Regions from separate parts of the Homo sapiens genome. Here region 1 is linked to region 2. A link is a loop called in an ENCODE intact Hi-C map of the cell type or tissue named here. Cell type or tissue: prostate gland. All regions are shown on one strand. Links, peaks and the distances in the headings refer to the core of each region. The heading gives the core; the rest is flanking DNA. Region 1 overlaps COL8A1 (collagen type VIII alpha 1 chain). Region 2 has its middle 110 kb from the start of LINC00973.

Region 1 (7,936 bases), core at 1,882-6,881, 770 kb after region 2:
ATGTTGAGATAATGCTGAGTTACTTACCTGAGGGTCATAGATCAATATAGTTAGAGTCATTAATATCTCTTAATACTAATCAATTTTGCAACAAAGGTACATATCCTTGATCAGATGACCCTAAGGTGGGCTTATTTAAAATGATCTTAGCACAACAATAAAAGGTCATGTGCCCATCTTTTATGTTATGACCAAGTTTTGGGATTCATTTTCTCAACATGCCCTCCCTTCCTCCACCACTAATAGTAAACTGCATGTGCACCTCCATATGTGAATCAAGAAAGGTAAGTCTCTCTAAAAGTTGTTTAGATAATTTAAAAAGCAACAAAATTGTACAAAATACTGAGCTGCTTTTTAAATGTTCCCATCATTATTAATATCCAAGTCAAAAATATGAGGGCTTTCTGTCAACAACCTCTGTAGGTAGAATTTTCAATGGGGAGTGAAGCTGAATTAGGTATTTTTGAAAGCCCCTATCAACACACTAAGACTTTTGATGATGAGGATCCATCAGTAAATATTGAGAAGTCAAATTATTCTTGTCCTCAGAAAGCTTACAATCATGTTTAGTCTAATGGACAAAAAACAACAAGAAAAAAACATAAGCTTGGTTACAATTACATTTGACTTTGTATTAAACTTTAGGAGAATAACAATGATGGAGAAGGTGGGGAAGGCTTCACAGAGGAGGCAGGAATAGAACTGGTCTGGAGGAAAGAAGGTGTTATGGGCTGAGTTGCATCCCCCAGAATGCATATGTTGAACCTCAAGTACCTCAGAATTTAAGCATATTTGAAAATAGGGCCTTTAAAGAGGAAATTAAGTTAAAATGAGGTCACTAGGGTGACCAGTGTGGCTGGTAAATAAGAAGAGGCAATTAGGACACAGACACATGGAAGAAAGACTGTGTGAAGACGCAGGGAGGTGACTGCCATCTACAAGCCAAGGCGAGAGGCTCCAGCAGAATCCAACTCTGCCAATATCTTGATCTTGAACTTCAATGTCTCTAGAACTGTGAGAAAATTAATTTCTATTGAGCCACCCAGTCTGAGATACTTTGTTATGACAACCAGAGAAAACTATATGGTAGGACTGAAATCTACAGAGAAATAAAAGGAAAATAATTATCTTCCAGGAAAAAAGAATATCGTAAATAAAGAATTCAAAATGAGGTCAGGCATGGATGAAGAACATACTTTTGAAATGAGTCTATATTAGTGAAAGGTACCTTCAACTAACATTGTAGTAAACAGGACTCTTTCCTTTTTTCCCCATACGTTGTCTTAAGAAAGATACATCTCTCAACCTTCACATCTCTATCCAAAATTTACTTCCTCAGATGTCATTCCCTACCGTTCTTTCCAAAACATCGGAGCTCTTCCACTCTGTCATTATTGAACCCTTTATCCTGCTGCTATACATTGAATGTTTATGTCCCCAAATTCATATGTTAAAATATGACACCCCCCTCCGAAAGTGATGGTATTAGGAGGTGGGGCCTATGGGAGATAATTAGATCATGAGTGCAAAGTCCTCATGAACAGAATTAGTGCTCATATAAAAGAGACTCCAGAGAGCTCCCTTGCCCCTTTTATCATGTAAGGATACAGCAAAATGGTGTCATCTATGAACCAGAAAGTGGGTCTTCACTAGACAACCAATCTGCTGGCACCTTGATCTTGAACTTCCCAGCCTCATGAACACTGAGAAATTGCTGTTCTTTATAAACCACTCAACCTATGGTATTTTGCTACAGCAGCCCTAATGACTAAGACACCTGCATTGCTTTTTCAAAGCACTCAAATCTCAAATTATAAAATGTATTTTTAACATTTATCACCTGTCTCTCCACACTAGACTGTGAGTTCAATAAGATAATACCTCCACTCTCTAATTCACCACTGTATCTCCAATACTCAGAACATTTCCTGTTCTGAGTGTTCAATAGGTGTTCAATAGGTATATCTAATGAATGAATTGCCCTGAGAAATGCAATCAAGAGAGAATTTTCTTTGAGAGGCATGGAAAAACCAGGAAGGCAATTCTGGTGAACACTGGAAGAGGATTCTGCCTGACTTTCCCTTGCTTTAGGGTGGCAAATCTGAGGGTCTTGAGAGACTACAAATCTTGTACAAGTAGGAGGCACAGAGGACCAGCCCAGGAACTGATTAGAGAGGCTTATACACACCACACACAACAGAGACACACATACATACACAAAGACATGCTGTGTTAGCCTATGTGAAAGGGAAAGTTGGATTCAAGGCAAGGACCAACAGATTAAATATTTAAACATTCTTCTGTATAGTAAGCCAATGAGGATAAACGTACAAATAGAATGCTGATGAGCATTTAAAATATCTATCACATTATTCTGTTAATATATGTATCACATTACTCTGTTATGTACATTACAGGTCATATGAGGAATCTGAAATTCTCTGCAGCCCTGCTCAAATATAGGAAGCCATTTAGGGCTGTTCAAAGTATCTAGGATTGGTTATTCTTGACACATGAATGAATGACTGCCTTGGTTCAGCTGTTCTTTTTCTAAATCATTTTTAACAAGTGCATTTTAATGGCCATTACTGTTTTATTCATGTTAGGTTATCATTATTGCAGTTAACCTCACATTTACTTTGCTAGTATCTTTCTTTGAAAATCTTTGACATTTTAGTTGGTTTTGATTTGTCTTTCTGGTCACACTCCATTAATAATAACTTAAATCTGAATAGTCCTTTTTGGCTTATGAAGAATTCATATTATCATTTGTACCCCTGAACAGCTCTGAGGGATGGGCAGAGATTATAATTGCTATTTTACAGGTAAGAAAACTGAGGCTTAGTGAAGATAAAGGACTTGTCCAAGGTCATAGGCATGAAGAATGGCAGAGCCAAAACTTAAATAAAAGTCTTTTGACTTCTTTGACAGTGCTTTTGTCATATGACATGACACCCATCACTAAGCCAGCCTGGCTGGCAAAGATTCAATGTTCACACACATTAGATATGCTTATGTTCAAGAACACAAATACACACACACACACACACCCACACCCACACACACACACACCAGCTGTCAAACAAATAGAAATCAAAGAAAATATTAAGGAGAACTCACAATATTATTGTGTCCCACATTCTCAGAAAGAGAGGCATGAAAACCCACTATCACAATTTCTTCCCAGCAAAAATTCCAAGGCTCCTTCTTTCTTGCCAGGTGTTTGTATAAAGTTACCCAAATTTGATGTTCTTTTGAGTGATTTGGGAGAACCCCCATACCACTTTGACCACCAAAAATATCCTCAGGGACAGGAGAAAAATTAGTAGGAATAAGTAAAGCAGTAAATTCTAACCAGGGCCCTTATATAAATATTCACGTTAAAACTGAACAAAGTTTATTTAGATAAAGAGCCAGAGAAATGGCAGAAGGCAGACCTAAAGAGCTGGTTTACAGGACAGATATGCTGAGCCTATGAGAGGAAATAATTCAACTGGTATTCTTCCAGGCATTTCATCTCCTTCCAGTTTTCCAGTATTTCATTAGATTGTCCTGGTTTAAAGATTATGAAGTATAATCCAACATATCCACTGAATTGATGGAAGGCTGAAGGGCCAAACATGCTAGCTTATTATTAAAGACTTCACCACAAGTCTGGGGTTCCATAATTAAATTCATTCATCCCCAAAAGTAGAATTAAGTACCAGCTTATACATTACCAGATATTACCACACATTTCTGGTATGGATTAACACTTTCAGATCTCTAGTAACTGTCTTACAGACATTGAATGTTAGAGCTAGAAAAGACTTAAGGGAACATCCAAGTCATATTTTAATAAATGAAGAACTTAAAGAAATTTGTTTAGATGCACATAACTAGACAAGGAATAAGTACTGATCTTTGAGTGAAAAAAGCAAAAAATAGAAGTGTGTATAGTATACTGCAATTTATGTTTGAAAGGGATGTATATGATATGTGCATATCCACAGACTATCTGAAAAATATGAGGAAAAATTGTTGCTTCAAACATAAGGGATTTTAGATACTGGAGAACAGAAGTAGGAGGAAAATTTACTTTTTACTAGATATCCTTTGCTACTCAATAACAGTTTACACATCTGTCACCCCCACTAAGAGTACAAACTCCTTGATGGTAAGGCCCACCAGCCATATTATATTCATCTTAGTAATCCAAAATGGGCCTAGCAACTGTTTCTTCATTTTTTCCAGGGAAAAAATGATTTGTTAGTGTATTTAGAAAGATTGTAAAGCTTGAATTTTGTGATAGGGATTCATTTTAAATATTTTATTAGGTGTTTTATTAACCAATCCTTTTGTAGCCTGTATACACTCTTGGCATTACCCTGGAATAGGATATTGCAAAATCAACGCACATTTTCTAAGAAGTAGAAAACTATGATCCAGAATTAAGTAAGGCAAAAGCAAAGAAAACAACTCTCAAGAAGATGGAAATTGAATTATTTACAGACAGAAGTTTCTTCAAAGTTTTCCAGAAGATACTTACATTAAAAATTGTGAGAAATTTGCCACTTCTCTCTCTCTCTCTCCAGCATTATGATGACATGTCCCTTAAGATTCAAATTTTCATTAAGTCCCTTTATACATTGTGAGCATGGAGTTCGTGTATGCCCAGCATTAGAACTACAGAGGGCAGGGAGTGGGCAGGCAGAATATTGAACAGACCTAAGTGTGTATCACACTTGCCCTCTAGTGTGCATTTGCCAACAATGCACTTCTCTGGGCTGTCTGGTTTTAAGCCTAGGGCGTTTCCAAACAGAGGTCTTTTCAAGCTGGTTTTTATAAACAGATAAGCCCCATTTATATTAATTCTGTTTACTGCTAATTTGTAAAGAGTGCTATTAATGGGCTTAGAAGCAGCGTATTCTTATTAATAGTTAAACATCTCCCTCTTATTCATACAACTCTTGCTTTGTAAACTTTCTTTCACAAAAGGACAAAGATAGACTTTAATGGTCCAATTAACCAATTTCTAAACTAATGAATTCATAGTATTTTAATACAAGAAATAAAGGTGCATAATTATGATAGTGATTTTTAAAATATTTCATACTATTACATGAAGAAGCATTTTCTCTTCAACTCAGAAGACTTCTGCAGGCTTTGTTCCTGTTTGCTCTTTACATTTACATTTATTTGTGACTACATCAAAGCAGCCCTCATCTGGCAGATGAAAAATCTCTACTGTAGCATAAAGCCTATAAATTATCAACTGTTTCCATTTAGAATATAATTTTGGCACTTATTAACAAAGCCTAACCAGGACTGAGGTTTATTCTAGCTCGTTTTATCATTCTCTGTGCACTGCATTCGCCTCATGGTCCAAGATGTGTGGTCTGTTTCCAGTAACATATCAGCAATCCAGCCAGAAGGAAGGAGGAAGGGGAAGACATATCCACTCCTTTTTAGGATTCTTCCTGGAAGGTACACCCATGACAACTATACACAATTGGCAAGAATGGCTGAAATGGCCCTGCCTGGCTGAAATGTCTTCATTCTGGGCTGCTCTATTCCCAGGTGAAGACGGGAAAACAGGGCAAGAAAGGCAGAATCGATATGGGGGACAACCAGTAGTCTCTCCCATAGTCTATGTTCCTACCAATTGCCTTTATTTGACAGATTCCACTATTCTCTATTTTTTGTTTGTTTGTTTTCTATAGAAAGTAGCATTTTCCTTTTCATTTGACTTCTATCATGAAGTTCTGATGTTAAAGACTGTTTCCCTTTTTTTTCCCCATTCTATCTCTAAATAAACTCAAGTCACTTGGCCTTGCAGAGTTTCACCAAGTTGGTGCATTGGTTCCTCCCACAGGTGATGGCTGTGCTGCCTGGCCCTCTGCAGCTGCTGGGAGTGCTGCTTACCATTTCCCTGAGTTCCATCAGGCTCATTCAGGCTGGTGCCTACTATGGGATCAAGCCGCTGCCACCTCAAATTCCTCCTCAGATGCCACCACAAATTCCACAATACCAGCCCCTGGGTCAGCAAGTACCTCACATGCCTTTGGCCAAAGATGGCCTTGCCATGGGCAAGGAGATGCCCCACTTGCAGTATGGCAAAGAGTATCCACACCTACCCCAATATATGAAGGAAATTCAACCGGCGCCAAGAATGGGCAAGGAAGCCGTACCCAAGAAAGGCAAAGGTAACATCATACTCCCAGGCTGTTATAAAACAACAGCTTTCCAAATCTCTAAATTATGGGATCAGAGGGGGAAGATAAATTTTAGAAGCTTTAGTTTTAGAATTTGTTACTGGCATTTTTAAAATGCCTACTGTGTTCTAACCATATTCTTGAAAACTTCAAGCCTTAAAGACACAGATAAGACTACCATTTATGTTTTGCTTTATTATTTTAACTAGCATCAGATGAAATAAAATATATTAAATCACAAATAGTCTATCCCCTTATTGTTTATTTATTCAAACATTCAGCAACTATCTATAGTGAGCACCTATTTGTGTCAGGCTCTGGGCCAGATGCTGGGAGCTAAAGCAGTGAAAAAAAAGAAAGGTGACAAGTCAGTCTTCTGAACTAAGAGAGCAATGTTGTAAGGACCTGCTGTGTTAAAAGAAAAGTCACAGGAAAGCATTTTGCGAACTAAGTATTAGACAGGTGCAAGTGTTCTTAATACTACTCTAATTACATATGTCAATCAATAGATCAACAGAAGGAAACTAAGAGTATAGACTGCATCTAGGGATGACACCTGAAAATCTCTCCTGTTGCTTTCTTGGCGTATTTATTTAGCACCAACAAAATGCCCCTCAGTGTGACAGACACTTGACGATAAATTCATTTGGTTTGTCTGGAGTTCTCAGAAACCTAGTACTTGCTGCATCAGAGCAGCAATTACCTTTGAGGAAGTGGAGCCAGTCCCACTAGTCCCTACAATGGCAGGAAGCTCCACCTCTGGAGAACTACTGGATTTGGAACTTAGAGGCCTAGATGCCTGGATGCCAGAAATGAGAGAGACCTAGTCATTTGACCTTTCAGAGCCTATTTTTCTTCATTTGTAAAATAAGATTGTTGAGAGAATCAGTGACATACATAGTAAGTAAAGTGCTGAGTAAATGCTAAAGCACCATAGGAAATTGGAGTTGCTACAACTGCTCATTCAACAAATCCTCAGTAAGAACAGAGTGTGTTCCAGGCTCTGTGCTAGACACCAGGGATTCCTGATTCATCTCTCCTACTCTTCCCCAGATAACTCCTCAATACAGTAACTACACAATTCGCTGGTTAGAAATAGCATGCCTGAATAGTACTATAATCATATCTATTCATGTAAAGAAAGTATTCCTGACTTTCTTCTCTTTAGGAGCTAGTATTATACTTAGAAGATTATCTCAGACATTTCTTTTCCTTCCTTTATTGAATGGCTTGCCTTGCCTTTGGCACTTCTTGTACTTACTCTGATGGATCCTCATATCTCGAAATGAGTTCTCTGTTTGTATTTTATTCTCTGACAGTAGCTCAGCAAAAAGTACAATGGTCAGGATTAAGGTGCTACTAGTGACATAAGTATTATGCCAAGAAGATATTGGGACCATATATTTCATTTCTCCATGTTATCCATTAGTCCCAGCAGCATGGGAGATCCAGAGTTGTGTTCATCTGAAAGGCACAGCATGTTCATTATAACAGCACGTGCTGTGTATTTCAATAACAATTTGAGAAACGGTGACACCTTTCACATCTATTCTCTAATCTTGTAGTGTGGCTGTATTATTCTTATTCTTGCTGTACAGATAGGCAAGCAGAGATGCTGACAGCTTAAGGGACCCAGTCACAATCTCACGCCAAGACCAGAAAGATAAGCAGAGCTTCTTGTTCCTAAGTCAAGCTCTCGACTTCATCCATACTGTTTATCATTCTAAAATATCTTATTCATC
Region 2 (7,936 bases), core at 1,222-6,221:
GGGAATCTGGTAGTTGAGCCAAATAAGAAAATAAGTAAGGAGGAAAATAAGTAAGCATCTTAAATGCAAAGTGAATGATGTTCACCTCTACAAATTTGGGTCAAAGCTCATCAAATCCTTTTTATCTGAAGTCAAATTTGTCCTAGGGATTGAGGTGTTGCTGAAGCTAATTCAGCTATGGAGAAAGGAGTCCTCAAGAGGCTTGGAATGAGGCAAGGTTGGCTGACAGTTGCATTGTCAGGAAAAGAAAACTGGCTTTAAAATCAAGACACATGGACCCTAGGCCATTCTCTTACTACCTTGTGACTATGAGCAAGTTACTGACATTTTTTAGCATTAGTTTTGTCATCTATGAAGTGGTGATAATATTGTCTGTGTAATAAGAATATTGTAAGGTTTAAATAAAATGATAGAGTTTTGGGGACTACAATGGGCAATATATTCATTGATATTCTGATTTAAAAAATGACATTTCTACTACGTTCATGAGTAAAGCAAAGAGATTTATAAAACTTTTGAAATTATATGCAAGCCTGGCTGGAGTGCAGTGGCGTGATCCTGGCTCACTGCAACCTTGGCCTCCTGGGTTCAAGTGATTCTCTTGCCTCAGCCTCCCAAGTAGCTGGGATTACAGGCGTGCACCACCATGCCCAACTAATTTTGTATTTTTAGTAGAGATGGGGTTTCACCATGTTAACCAGGCCAGTCTCAAACTCCTGACCTCAGGTGATCTGCTTGCCTTGGCCTCCCAAAGTGCTGGGATTACGGGCGTGAACCACCACGCCTGGCCAGGAGTCACATTCTTAAACAAAATTAGTGTTGTTAATTGTTTTTGGAGCAAATGTGAATAAATCATCTTTTTGTTCAACAAATATTTCTTGAGTATCTATTACATGCCAGGCACTGCTTTAAGTCTTGGCCATGGAGCTAACATTCCGGTTGGGAGAGATGGGCTCCAATGAACATAATGTAATACATTAAAATGAGTTAACTGTTAAGAAAAAAATAAAGCAAGAGAAGTAGAGGGTTGCAATTTTATTTTGTTGAATTGTCTATCTGTATTCCTTTGGATCTCACTGAGTTTCCTTAAAGTTATTATTTTGAACTACTTTTCTGGCATTTTGTATGTTTCTTTATCATTGGGGCCTATTACTGGAGAATTACTGTGTTCTTTTGGAGGCATCATGTTTCCTGGCTTTTTCATGTTTATATGTTTCTAGTTTGATTTCAATGCATCTGGTGAAATAGTCACCTCTTCCAATTTTATGGAGTAGGTTTTGTAGAGAAACATTTATTCATATGAATGGGACTTGGGGGTGTCAGTTAGATGGGGTGCATTGCCTCTGGTTCTAGGTAGATGCAATAGTGTAGTCTCTACCTAAGTTTTTCAGCCATAAGTCACACTAATGACATATGGGAGTTTCTCAGTGGCTTGGGCTGCAAGGGCTTGTGGCAGCAGGCATGTGGCTCTGCTGATGATGGACTCGCCAGGTTTCTTAGGACAGGTGCACATGGTGGGTCAGCTGACTTGGGGTTTGGATCTCTGGGGTTGTGGTCCTGGGGTTATTTCTCTGGCCAGGAGCATGGATGCACAGTTGCTCAGCTGGCCTGGGGGTGTTTCAGTTGTGAGTGGCCTGTGAGGTTGTTTCTTAGACCTGGGATGGGGTGCAAGGTTGCAGATTGCAATTTTAAGTGGAGTAGTTAGGGTAGACTTCATTGGAAAGGAGATACTTTAAACAAGGATTTGTGGAAGTGAGTGAGTAAGCTGTGTGAATACTTGAGGGAAGAGTGATTCAGGCAGAGGGAATAGCCAACGCAAAGGCCTTTAGAGCAGTGTATTCGTCAGGGTGTTCTAGAGGGACAGAACTAATAGGATAGGTGTATATATGAAGGGGAGCTTATAAAGGAGTATTGACACATGTTCACAAAGTGAAGTCCCACAATACGCCATCTGCAAGCTGAGGAGCAAGGAAGCCAGCCTGAGTCCAAAAACCTCAAATGTAGGGAGGCTGATAGTGCAGCCTTCAGTCTGCAGCCAAAGGCCTGAGAGCCCTTGGCACTGGTATAGGCCCAAGAGCCCAAAAGCTGAAGATGTTGGAGTCCGATGTTTGAGGGCAGGAAGCATCCAGCATGGGAGAAAGATGGAGACAAGAAGACTCAGCAAGTCAACTCTTTCCACCCTTTTATGCCTGCTTTATTCTAGCTGTGCTGGCAGCTGATTAGATGGTACCCACCCAGACCGAGGATGGCTCTGCCTCTCCCAGTCCAGTGACTCAGATGTTAATCTCCTTTGGCAATACCCTAATAGACACACACAGGATCAACACTTTGCATCCTTCAATCCAATCAAGTTGACACTCAATATTAACCATCACAAGAAGGTATAAGAAAACTATAGCCTGTGGGCTATATCTGGCCTGTCAACTGTTTTTATCAGTAAAGGTTTATTGTCACACAGCTATGCACATTTGTTTCCCTTTGTGTATGGCTTCTTTTATGCTAAATCAGCAGAGTTGAATAGTTGCAATAGAAACATATTCACAATAGCCAAGATGTGGAAACAACCTAAGTGTCTGTCATGGATCAATGGATAAAAACAACTGTGGTATATATATATATAATGGAATATTATTCAACCTCAAAAAAAACGAGATCCTGCCATCTGTGACCACATGGATGAACCAGGAGGACATTATGCTAAGTGAAATAAGACACGAACAGAAAGACAAATACTACATGATTTCACTTACATGTGGAATCTAAAAAAAAATCAAATTCTTAGAAGCAGAGAGTAGATGATAGTTACCAGGGGCAGGAGTGGGGTGGGGCTGTGTGTTGTTGGGGAGGTGGGGAAATGAGACGACATCGGTTAAAAGGTACAATGTTTCAGTTATGTAGGATGAATAAATTCTAGAGATCCAATGTACAGCATTGGGACTATAGTTAATAATACTGTACTGTATACTTGAAATTTACTAAGAGAGTAGATCTTCAGTGTTCTCACCACAAATGCAGAAAGGTAAATAGGTGGAGATGGATATGTTAATTAGCTTGACAGTAGTAATTAGTGCACTAAGTATATGTATATCAAAACACCATGTTGTACACCTTAAATATATACAGTTTTTATTAAGTAAAATAAAGATGCTTAACTTTCCAAAATGAAAGGATAAAAGGGAAAGGAGAAAGAAGCTTATGGCCTTCAAGGCCTAAAGTATTTACTATCTGAAAAACATTAAAAAATATTTGCCAACTGCTGCTCTAGAGGCCAGTGCTGGAGTGGAATGAAAAAAATAACAAATTCCTACTTTTACTAATTTGTGAGGAAATAACTTTTTTAAAAAAATTATTTATTAATTGGTTCTTATGATGATGAAAGCTTTTCAGCTTATTCAGACTATATCTAGAAAATTACATTATTAATACACAGGTTCATTCTTTAAACAGACAAAATAAGACATTCAACTGTTTTTAATCATCTTTATTTTTTCTAATAGTGACAATTATGCTTTTTTTTTTTTTTACGTTTTGGTTATTAACAAAAGTTTTTCGCATTCAAAGAACATTAAAAAACAAATGGTGAACAGAGTGTGATACCAGACTATGTCCAACAGGTGGCTGTATTTCTCAAAGTTTCAAAACCAGCCCAATTGCCTGTTGCATGCAAATTTCCATCTCAGTTTTCAGCTACCACACATTAATTCTGTGATTCCAGGATAATTAATTCTATAACAGAGGATTAAACAGTGGGGGTGGAAAGTGATAAGTAATCACATAACCAGAGATTATTTTATTGACTTTATTCAGATCAGTACTTCTATTCCTCATTCAACAGATTCAAAATCAATATTTGACCATGTCTTCAGCCTGGTTAGGCCCTCTGTGGTGCCCTCTCAAATTAAATAGGAAGTATATAGTAGAGGTGAGAATTTGTAGTTAAAGATATAGAATAGAGTCCTGTATGTGCCATGTGGTAGCTGAGTGAATTAGGAAGTTATTTGGCCCCTTGCTATGATTTAATCAGTAAAAAGAACTGAATAAGAATTCCTACTGTATCACAAGAGGTTTTCTATAGGATTTTGGGAAAACTCTTTATATCAACATGTTTTATACTAAATATTATTATTTCTATTCACTATCCTTTCTTTCTCTCTCAAATGCTTTTCACATTCTGTTCTACCAGAAATATCAATGGATAGATCTCATCTCACTAACTTTGAATGATCTCTAGATGATTGCATTGGCTTAATTGTTTAAAAGATTTGAAGGCATTCTTATTTCCTGAGCCCTGGCATCTGGACATTTGAAGCCATATCATACCAAATTATTTTCCAAGTATTTTCTCCTGAATATTTCTGTACTTCTGTTTGTCTGCTACAATGTTATTGGCCAACAAGGAATCTGGTTTTACTTAAAATTACTATTTACATTTTTTTGTTCAGGTTAGTGTGTCTTTGTCAGATATTCTCTTTTTAATCCTCATAAAATTATGCTATCCTTAGTCCATTATTTTAATATTGAAAGTTAATGTGCAGAAAATTGAATTCAGCAATTTGTATACTATATATAAGACACTGTGCTAAAAGTTTTAGTATCTACAATTCTAACCTCAGGAAGATTACAACCAAATGTGAAATACAATGAGAAGAGACAAGCCTCTAAGCTACAAGTCAGAAAAATCTACGATTTTCTACTCACTTTGTTACCAGATATCTACTTCTCATATCACTCTCTCTCTGCAGAAAAATTAAGGAGCAGTTAGTGGACTTGAAAAATGTTGGCAGGCTCTCTGTCTACCTCAGATACACACCTGTGCTTCTGGATTTGCCATATCAAGTTGTTTCATTTGACCTGGTCTTTACATGACCCTATAGTCATCAGGATAACAACAGATGTTTAAGGTATCTGTGTGGCTATGTGATAATCCTAGTTCTGTTTTGTCCCCTTTTGTTTTATTTTTATTTGTAATTGATAAATAATCATATATATTTATGGGGTACAATGTGATATTTGGATATATGTGTACATTGTGCAATGATTGTATTAAGCTAATTCACGTGTCCATTTTTTTGGACATTTAAAACCTATTTTTAAAAGTCATTTTGAAATATACAATACATTATTATTAACTGTGGTTATCATGCTGTACAATAGGTCCTAAAACTTATTTCTCCTTACTAAAATTTTGCACCCTTTGACTAACACTTAATCATTCCCCTCCCCTTCCATCACCCCATATCCAGCCTTTGATACCCACCATTTTACTCTCTAGTTTTATAAATTTGGTCTCTTTAGAGTCCACATATAAATTAAACCATGTGTATTTGTCTTTCTGTATCAGGCTTATTTCACATAGCATAATGTCCTCTGGGTTTATCCATGTTGTAGCAAATGACAGGATTTCCTCCATTTTTTAAGGCTGAATGGCATATCATTGTGTATGTATACCATATTTTCTTCACACATTCATCAATTGATGGAGACTTAGACTGATTGCATGTTTTGGCTATTATGAATAATACTGCAATAAACTTGTGAGTGCAGATATCACTTCAACATACTGATTTCAATTCATTGGAATATGTACCCAGAAGTGGGATTCCTCGATAATATGGCAGTTCTATTTTTAGTTTGTTGAGGAGACTTTATGTTGTTTTTCATAATGGCTGTACTAATTTAAAATCCCACCAGCAATGCACCAGAGTTCCTTTTTCTTCCTTGTCTTTTTGATAATAGCCATTCTAACAGGTGTAAGATCTGACAAACCTAATTCTAAATGCCCTTCTAAATCTAGGAAAGCATGTATGGGAGATAGTAATAATGTCTTCTAAGTCAGTCAAATGCTTTATAATTTAGTCAGTTGAGCTCATATTTTGGTATTGTAGGGAGGACATGAGAAGCAGAGCAGGGCAATGTTGGTAAGAAAATATTTGCACTCTATTTGATCCTTTCTTGTAAAACACCATCCATTGCCTAACATTAGATCTTTGCTACTCAACACATCATTAGCACTTTTCCTACAATTGTTGAGGTAATATATCTTTGTTTGAAATGATAAGTTTTCTGTACCCTATTGGAGGCACAGCAAAGATGCAAGTTTTTATTCATACATCTTTCAAAGCACTGGAAATAACCAATTAAAAATTATCGTATGTTGCTAGAAGTGCCAGTTCGAAAGTGGTGGTGTAGAAACAAGCTGGCTCCATTTTCCCCCAGAGAAAACCAAAAACAAATATGCAGCACAGAGATTATCACCAGCAATAGACCAGAACTCAAATATGAGGATAAGACAGTTCCTATGGCCACAGATAAGTGAAAAAACTCTGAGCAGGTGGTGAGAGAATTGAACTTCCATATCTGCAATGCCCCTCTTCCCCAGTCTGTCCAGCACCAAGTGTATGGAAAATTACCCCCCAACTTATGGTTTCTATACTGGAAAAAGTGAGACTGAGGTGAACAATTAGCTTCCCCACCATTTGGGATTCCATGTAGGAGACTTGTCCCTGGCTCAAATCGTGGGAAGCATCAGGAGTGCTGGAAGGGAAAAATATCTCTGAGGAGAGCCAAAGACAAAGAAGGGGAGGTGGGACTACCATTGCCAGCCCTGGAAATTCTGATTTGTAACTCAGCCAAAAAAGGTGCCAAATCAGACTGGCTGTTCAGCAGAACTGTCCTGTAGGAGATTTGTTCCACGGGTACACTGAACATGAACTCCTAGCCACCTTCCCTTGAATTAGGGAGGTCCCAAAGGTGATACAGGGAAATCCCCTTTGGGACCTCTCTAATGCAAGACGGTGGCACTCTGTTTCCTAGAACCAAGGCAAACCTGGGCTTAGGGTGTCATCTCATACCAAAAAGGAAGGAGGGACCTAGTGGACATATTTTAAAAACCTAAATAAGCCAAACAGAGAATATTGGAATAGATAACTAATCTTTCAATGCAAAGACACAAATGTATACCCACAAGAAACAACAGCAAACAGGGAACCATGATCTTCCCAAATGGACAAAGCAAAGAATCAGTGACTAACCCTAACAAGATGGTGATATGTTAACTCTCTGACCAAGAATTCAAAATAGGAGTTTTAAGGAAACTAAGTGATTTCCAAAATAACAGAAAAACAATTCAGAAATTTATTAGAGAAATTTAACAGAGATTGAAATAATACAAGAAAATCGAATAGAAATCTTAGAACTGAGAAATACATTTGCTGAACTGAAAAATTCACTAGACTGTCAAGAGTAAAATGGCTCAAACAGAGGAAAGAATCAATGACCTTGAAAATAAGCTATTAGAAAATACACAGTCATAGGAGAAAGATAGAAAAAAATGAAAAGGAATGCAGATCACTTACACAATATAAAAATTATCCCAAAAGACAAACATCTAAGAATTATTGGTGTTCAAGAGGAAGTTGAGAAAGAGCAAATTGTAGAAAGCTTACTCAAAAAAATGAGAAAAAATATTACCAAACCCTGAGAATGAGATAATTCAGGTATAGGAAGGTCAGAGAATATCAAACATATCTGATCAAATAAGACCACCCAAAGGCATATAATAGATTCTCAAAGGTCAAGAATGAAGAAAGTATCCTAAAAGCAGCAAGATAAAAAGAAGAAAATAACATATAAAGGAGCTTCAATTCATCTGGCAACAGACTCCTTAACAGAAACCATGTAAGCCAGAAGAAAGTGGTCTGACATTTTCAAAGTGCTGAAAGAAAATAACTGTCATCCAATAATACTATATCCAGCAAAGCTATTCTATAAATATGGAGTACTTTATTTCTCAGAGAAACAACAACTGAGAGAATTCATCACCACCAGACCTGTCCTACAACAAACACTGCAATATAATAATAGAAGGGGACTTTAACACCTCACTCTCAGTAATTGACAGTTATGTATAACTAATATAACAAATTTCAGTAACTTC

The links. A loop is a pair of places that touch in the nucleus more often than their neighbours do. Peaks named below come from ENCODE experiments on the same cell type or tissue, not always from the same donor. Only the 100,000 strongest peaks of a DNase experiment are listed, where the experiment ranks them.
Region 1: a loop joins it to region 2, with 4 times the contacts of the local background. A loop is called at or near these places in 11 of 110 quality-filtered maps.

What each region holds. Positions count from the first base shown.
Region 1 is chr3:99,784,826-99,792,761 of GRCh38, forward strand. It overlaps COL8A1 (collagen type VIII alpha 1 chain), which reads left to right. Exons shown (of 4, transcript NM_020351.4): 3 at 5,855-6,185. The coding sequence starts at 5,858. Among named protein-coding and RNA genes, the nearest start is that of CMSS1, 29 kb to the right of the region's middle. In prostate gland, for the core only: a CTCF peak has its summit at 4,737; no DNase peak of the experiment used is centred there.
Region 2 is chr3:99,020,168-99,028,103 of GRCh38, forward strand. No RefSeq gene overlaps it. Among named protein-coding and RNA genes, the nearest start is that of LINC00973, 110 kb to the left of the region's middle. In prostate gland, for the core only: a CTCF peak has its summit at 3,609 (motif pointing right); no DNase peak of the experiment used is centred there.